Linked DNA regions of Homo sapiens: region 2 is linked to region 1. A link is a contact called in ENCODE Hi-C or POLR2A ChIA-PET data. All regions are on one chromosome and are shown on one strand. Each heading gives the region's core, a stretch centred on a gene start or an enhancer-like site at or near the end of the contact. The rest is flanking DNA. Distances are from core to core; before and after follow the strand shown.

Region 1 (3,345 bases), core at 500-2,999:
ATTATCATTTTATGTCAGGATAAAATTTATCATGTTGGCAACAGAATATGTCCTGCCGACCTCCAAGTGGCTGGCACAGTACATCCACCCCGTGACAGGCCCACTGGGACTGTGGTGAACGTGCCTGTACCTCAGTACAAAGTCCCCTTTCCCTGAGAAATGTACAGAAGGAGAGATGAAGAGCGCGTATCCAAAAGGAAGAGGAAGAGGCTGGGTGCCCTGTGCCCCGAGCTCAGAACTTCGGGGGGATGACCGGCCAGTAATTAGGCTGCTTTGGATCACAGTGCTTGTCAAAGCTCAGCTGCACGTTAGCCTCCATGGCCTGGATCTTGGCGGCGCTGTCCCAGTACAAACGCTTCATTTCGGCCTGGCGCCGCTCACCAGGCCTCTCAGCTGGGGCCTCTACCGACCGGCGGGTGTTGCAGTACAGGTCGTGTTCAGCGTTCACGTAGCTGTTCAGGCGCTCCGCATCCAGCTGTTGCCGCCGCAGTAGTTCTTCTCTGTGCCTCTCTGTCTCTGCAAAGTACTGGCGGAGCTCTTCGGTGATTTCCATATTGCTCAGGTCACATGCTACCTCTGCATCTGACTCGGTCTCCATCTCTTCCTCCTTGGATAAGGCTTGGTCTTCTCTTGTGGATGCCTGGATCCTACTGCTGCCATGTGGATGTTGCCCAGACCCTCTGAAATGTGAAGAACTGCAGGGGGAGTCCTGCTAGGCCACATGATGGTCATAGAAGGACTGAGGATACGCAGCCTGGTTATCGTAAGAGCTTTGGGGAAGAAGCGCAGGAAGGAAGAACCATGGAAGACTGAAACAGGATTCCACCGCCTTCCTGTAGGCATTGTGGTGGCTTTGCATCCAAGCCATTGCTTGATGATAATGTTGCCAGTATCTTGCATATACTGGATGAGAATACCAAGGCCTGGTAGCTTTTGATGTTGATGCCTTCACCACTGCCATCTCCGATTGTGAAAGTCCAAATGGGTGCCGAAACTTGTGGGCGCGCAGCTTGCAGATCCTGGGCGGTGGCCAAGCAGGCCATGTTTTAGAATTCTTTCCAGGCGGGTCGCATTGGCTCACGCCTGTGATCCTAACACTTTGGGAGGCGGAGACGGGGCTGGGGGTGGGGGGATCGCTTGAGTCCAGGAGTTGGAGACCTGCTTGGGCAACATGGCAAAACCCCCATCTCTATAAAAATAATTTAAAAATTTTTTAAAAGAATTATTATTTCCATTTTATTTCAGTGCTTTGTCCTTTAAGAAAATTTATTGACATAGCGATAATCAGACTCCATACGCTATTTTGTATCTTGCTTTTCAAATTTGCCACAGGCTTCTAGAAACGTCCCAGACTTCTGTGTCTCCATGGAGGAAACCCCGTAAGTACTTACAAATGTTATGATTAGTCATCCCTAGCCAATACTAAGCAAAAGGTAGGCATGCGGTTTTATTAGTTTGGGCAGGAAGAAGGCATTCCAACCGGCTTCTTTCGCTCTTGCCAGGTTCAAACATGGCGGGCCGCAGCCGGCCCTTCCCGTACACTCGGCTTGCTTTCCCACAACCCCCGCCAATCTTTAGCGCTCCTTTTTTACCTTCCTTCCCCGTCAGCGGCTCCAGAGGGTCAGCACCTCCGAGCGTGACAGCGGACCTGCTTCCCGCCCCCCACGCGAGGGCCCGCCCACCAGCCCGCGTCAGCCAATAGCAGGCCGCGCCGATGGGGCTGGTAGCGCCGGTCGGCCCCGCCTCCCCAGCCTCGCTGTGGCCTGCGGCTCCCGGGCTGGTAGCGCGCCGCTCTCGGTCGCGCGGAGTGATCGTGTGGAATCGCGGGTCGCGGACGCTCGCCGCCGGCCATAGCTCAGCCTAGCGCCGCCAAGGCCGACGGCCCTCAGCCTCTGCCATGGACTTCGAGGACGGTAAGCGCTGCCTCTGGCTGGTCGGCGCAGCTGGCAGGAGGCGGGGTGGCCTACGCAGGGGGTCTGTTTACCGTCTCAAGATGGCCGTGTGGGCTTTGTTCTGCGGGCCCGGAGGCCGCCCGCCCGCCCCGGGCCCAGCGCCCGGAGTCGGCCTCTTTGGGGACCCACGCGCCCCGATTCGGCCCGCTCGGCGCCCGCTGCCGGCGGAGACAAGAGAACTCGGTGTCCGGTAGGACGCGCCTAGAGCGCGAGAGCCTCCGGGCTGGAGCCCCAGACTCGCCTTGGCCCCTGGTAGTGGAAATTGCCCCGACGTCTCCAACTTCCCGGTCTCGGGCAAACGGGCGAGTGCGGCCTCACCCACCTAGTCTCGCATTCGCCCCACAGGGCAGCGACCCAGACCGTCCGTTTAGTTAATCCTCAGCCTCGGGTTACTTCTTGCCAGATAGAATTTTCAGAGGCTTGTTCACAGTGATGTTTCTGTTTGTCCCGGTTTAAGATGAGTTGAAAGGGTGTCTGTAAGTGATATGTATAGATAAATATCTATGCAAAATGGAAAGCAAGATGTTTCCTGGTTAGTAAACTGGGGTGTTTATCACCAAAAATTACCTGCTTATTAATCCCTAACTTGAAATATTTATGTGAACCAAAGCACTTTTCTTTGGATCGTGTGTAGGTAGGATTTAAGTTAATCAGAATTTTGGCACAGCAAGCATCAAATGTCCTTCACATTTAGACCTGTACACAGCCTTGTAAGTGTTTGACTTACGGATTAAATAAACTGTATTTTAGCAATACTTTTCAGTTGTCTCAGATACTAATTCTTTAAACCACTTTTACAGGGTCACAAAGTAATATTAATTTGGTCTTCACTTTTGTTTTCAAACCTTGCTTGGAATTGGTGTCAAGATAAAGTGGTATGTAGTGACAACATTAGGGAGACATGGGAAAGGACTTATGTGATTAAACTGGATTTAATCCTGAGTAACCAGGCATGCTTAAGTAAAACCAGTTCACTAAGTAGGCTGTAAACTTTTAACCCCACCAAAAAAATGATCTTTAAATGAGGTGTGATCTCAGCATATGTCTTACTCGATGAGCTTTTGATTTTTCATAACATTTCATGCAACAAAGAATTAAAGCTTTCATATCTAGGTACAGATTTGTGAAAGGGGACTGGAATAGCCCTCTTGTAGATACTTTTCAGTTACTTTGAAATAGTAAGTTCAGCTCTTAAGAGTAGCACACTCTCGTGGTTTTGTTTGTTTTGGTTGGACTTTAACTCATTTTGATGTAGATACCTTTAAACTATGAATATTTGGGCTGGGCACGATGGCTCACACCTGTAATCTCAGCACTTTGGGAGGCGGAGGCAGAAGAATCCCTTGAACCCGGGAGGCGAAGGTTGCAGTGAGCCGAGATCGTGCCATTGCAC
Region 2 (3,151 bases), core at 599-3,098, 5.2 Mb after region 1:
GGAGTCTCGCTTGGTTGCCTAGGCTGGAGTGGTGCAAAGGTGCGATCTCGGCTCACTGCAACCTCCGCCTCCCGGGTTCAAGCGATTCTCCTGCCTCAGCCTCCTGAGTAGCTGGGATGATAGGTGCTTGCCACCACGCCCAGCTAAATTTTGTATTTTTAGTAGAGACAGCATTTCACCATGTTGGTCAGGCTGGTCCCGAACTCCTGACCTCAGGTGATCCACCCGCCTCGGCCTCCCAAAGTGCTGGGCTTACAGGCATGAGCCACTGCGCCCAGCCTATTTTATAGATTATTTTCAATAAATAAGTCAAAAACCAAATTGTTTGACTTTTCATAGTAACACTGGATTTCGAATTAAAATAACTTAGTAATATTTTAAATTAAAAACGTATTCTTTTGTTCAATCTCTTTAGCAGTTAATTATGAACCTACTGAACTGCTGGAACGTCTGTTATTTTGGAAATAAAGGAGTTTTTTTTTTCTTCAAGCCAATTGGCCATATCAGAGATAACTGCATTTAAATAAGCCTTCATCTTCCCAATTATGTGCTCCTAATTACTCGGGGTCACTGAAATCCCATGGCATCTTCTGAAAAGCATTTTCCCTGCAGTCCATCTTGTTAGGTTTCCTTTCTGTTCCGGGAAGCCAGTATCTTTTCCTTTATCAGATTCCTTTTTTACCAACAGCGGGAATGGTAATGGTGAATGGATGCAGGGTTTTAAAATCAGCCAACTTTGTTCTGACTTCCGTAGGTCAGTGACTGGAGTCACTGCCTAACAACCTAAATTCCCAGATTTATCTCATGAAATGTGATTTCTCATACAAACAAAAGTTGTGAGAACTCCATGAGCAAGACCAGCTGCTTGTGGGGACTGCCAAATTTTAAACTGTTATTTGAACAGCAAAAAGACCAGGCAAACATCCGAGAGACAGACCTAACTGCAGATAAGTCTTGTAATCTTGTTCACTATAGTCAAAACAGAATGGATTGCTTATTCTGTTACCCTATTGGTATTGCTCACATTTTAAAATTTAGGTGCTGGGCTCAAGAATGATAATTTTATTATTAAGCTTCAAGAGTCACATTGTATTGTATGCATTGAATATCACGAAATCGAAAACACTGAAAAGCTAGCGTTTACATTCTTGGATCATACCCCCAAAGGCCAAGGATTCCCACTGGCCGCTTGCAGCAGGGCTGTCTCCTGTGAAGGCAAGAGACAAACGAGGAGCGTTATGACACTTTGCTCCCAGGACTTTGGCGCACAGTTCCCATGAGTCCAGGTCCGTCCAGTCAACATCCTGAAGCCAGGACTGGCAGGTCCTGACCCTCCCTTTTTGCACCCGTAAGGGGAAGGGCCCGGGAATCTGGACCTTGTCTAGAGTCCCGGCGCCAGTACCAGTTCGGAGGGCATCCTGGAGGTTGTTACTAACCCGAGCCTCTTCCAGGCTTCCCAGGCACCAGGGTTGCTAACAGCTCCACGGGGGCGAATAATTTTGTTTATTTTGTTAACTGTGGTTATCTCCAACACTCAGTTCAGACCTGAGCCGGGCAAAGTCTCACCTTGTCTCCTGGTCACTTCCCTGCTTGTTTGTTTCTTCCTAACTCCCAAGTGTCTTTCGCCCAGTTCATCCCCACCTCAGCAGCCCAAGGCTCGGCGGGGACGGTCGGGGTTCGAAGCCTGCAGCTAAACTTAGAGGGTTCAGGCTTTGCTGGGAGGCCTCCCTGTGCTCAGAAGAGCCGGGGGTAAGCTGGGCGGTCGCCTTGGGTGCAGACAGAGGCGCAGGGCCTCGGCCTCCAAGAAAATTCCCAAACCGAGAGGCTGAGCTTCGCGTCTGTAGTTACTGAGCAGGAGCTTCTGGGCGGAACTTCTAAGGGCCCCGCCCGCCCCGTCTGCCCTGACCCTCGCCCGGACTCGCCTCGCCCACGTCCCGTTTCGCTTCGCCCCAGCTCCGTCTCGCCCCGCCCCCGTCCCGCCCGGTTGCGGAGGCGCGGGGCGCCCCCGGGTGGCCGCGGGCAGTGCTGCTCCTGGCCGGTGGAGGCGGCGGCTGCGGCAGCGGAAGGGGAAGCGCTGAGGCGGTGGGGCCCACAGCCATGGCGGAGCCTGTGCAGGAGGAGCTCTCGGTCCTGGCCGCGATTTTCTGCAGGCCCCACGAGTGGGAGGTGCTGAGCCGCTCAGGTGACTACCCGCGCGCGGGAGGGACAGGGCGCCCTCAGGGGCCACCCGCGTTCGCTTTGCGTCTCCTCCCCACCACGGAGCCTGGGCACCCCGCCTGGGCCCACGTATGGGGACCGGGTTAGTTGAATGATGGAATGACACGCCCGGAGGCCGGAGTGGTGTCGCAGCGGGCGGGAGTGTGAGGCGACCCCAGAAACACTAAGAGAGCGGCGCGGCCCACTGGGGCCTCTGCCGCCGGTCCCGCTCCCGGAGCCGGGGGCCCCTGCGTGCGCACCCCCAGGCCCTCCCCCAGCCTCCCACCCCTCAGATCTCACCCTATAAAGAAGCCTGTGCTGACGCCCCCTCGTTGTTCTGTGTCCTTCCTAAGCACTATGCCCTAGGCCCCCCCGAGAGCACTCCCCGGTTCTAACTCTACACGGGTATTTGTAGGTCTTAAGTTGCAGGAGGGCAGGGTCTGTTTGGTAATGACTCCAGGCACCTGGTAGGTAGTAGGTAAATGTTTGTTGACTGAACTTTTTCATTTATCCAGTGCTCAACCTCAACTTTATCTGCATTCTATTTCCAAGTTGATTGCTTTTCTGATACTTTTTTTTTTTTAGGTGGAGTCTCTCTTGTTGCCCTGGCTGGAGTGCAGTGGATCCATCTGGACTCACTGCAGCCTCCGCCTCCCGAGTAGCTGGGATCACAGGCGCGTGCCACCATGCCTGGCTGAATTTTATTTATTTTATTTTATTTATTTTTTATTTTTTAAGACGGAGTCTTGCTTTGTCGCCTAGGCTGGAGTGCAGTGGCGCGATCTCGGGTCACTGCAACCTCCGCCTCCCGGGTTCACGCCATTCTCCTGCCTCAGCCTCCCGAGTAGCTGGGACTACAGGCGCCCACCACCACGCCCGGCTAATTTTTTGTATTTTTTTTTTTAGTAGAGACAGGGTTTCACCGTGTTAGCCAGGATGGTCTCGATCTCCGGAC

What was found. A loop is a pair of places that touch in the nucleus more often than their neighbours do. ChIA-PET counts read pairs that join two places held with the same protein, here RNA polymerase II (POLR2A). Pooled maps may share reads with other maps.
Region 2: a map of CD8-positive, alpha-beta T cell shows a loop between it and region 1 (7-fold over the local background). The contact joins the promoter of RWDD3-DT here to the promoter of ZNF326 in region 1. A Hi-C loop is called at or near these places in 2 of 168 maps with a recorded cell type or tissue (CD8-positive, alpha-beta T cell and naive thymus-derived CD4-positive, alpha-beta T cell) and 6 of 50 pooled maps. POLR2A ChIA-PET finds 5 or more read pairs at or near these places in 1 of 52 experiments (T-cell).

The regions. Positions count from the first base shown.
Region 1 is chr1:89,993,361-89,996,705 of GRCh38, forward strand. It overlaps ZNF326 (zinc finger protein 326), which reads left to right and starts at 1,750. Exons shown (of 12, transcript NM_182976.4): 1 at 1,750-1,913. The coding sequence starts at 1,898. It also overlaps the pseudogene GEMIN8P4. RefSeq lists enhancers at 1,402-1,968, 1,969-2,534, 2,416-2,465 and a silencer at 1,556-2,195.
Region 2 is chr1:95,232,134-95,235,284 of GRCh38, forward strand. RWDD3-DT (RWDD3 divergent transcript) reads right to left here and starts at 1,849. Exons shown (of 4, transcript NR_125949.1): 1 at 1,567-1,849. The region is part of intron 7 of TLCD4-RWDD3 (TLCD4-RWDD3 readthrough); the gene reads left to right. RWDD3 (RWD domain containing 3) reads left to right here and starts at 2,077. Exons shown (of 4, transcript NM_015485.5): 1 at 2,077-2,182. The coding sequence starts at 2,098. RefSeq lists silencers at 1,818-2,147, 2,358-2,537.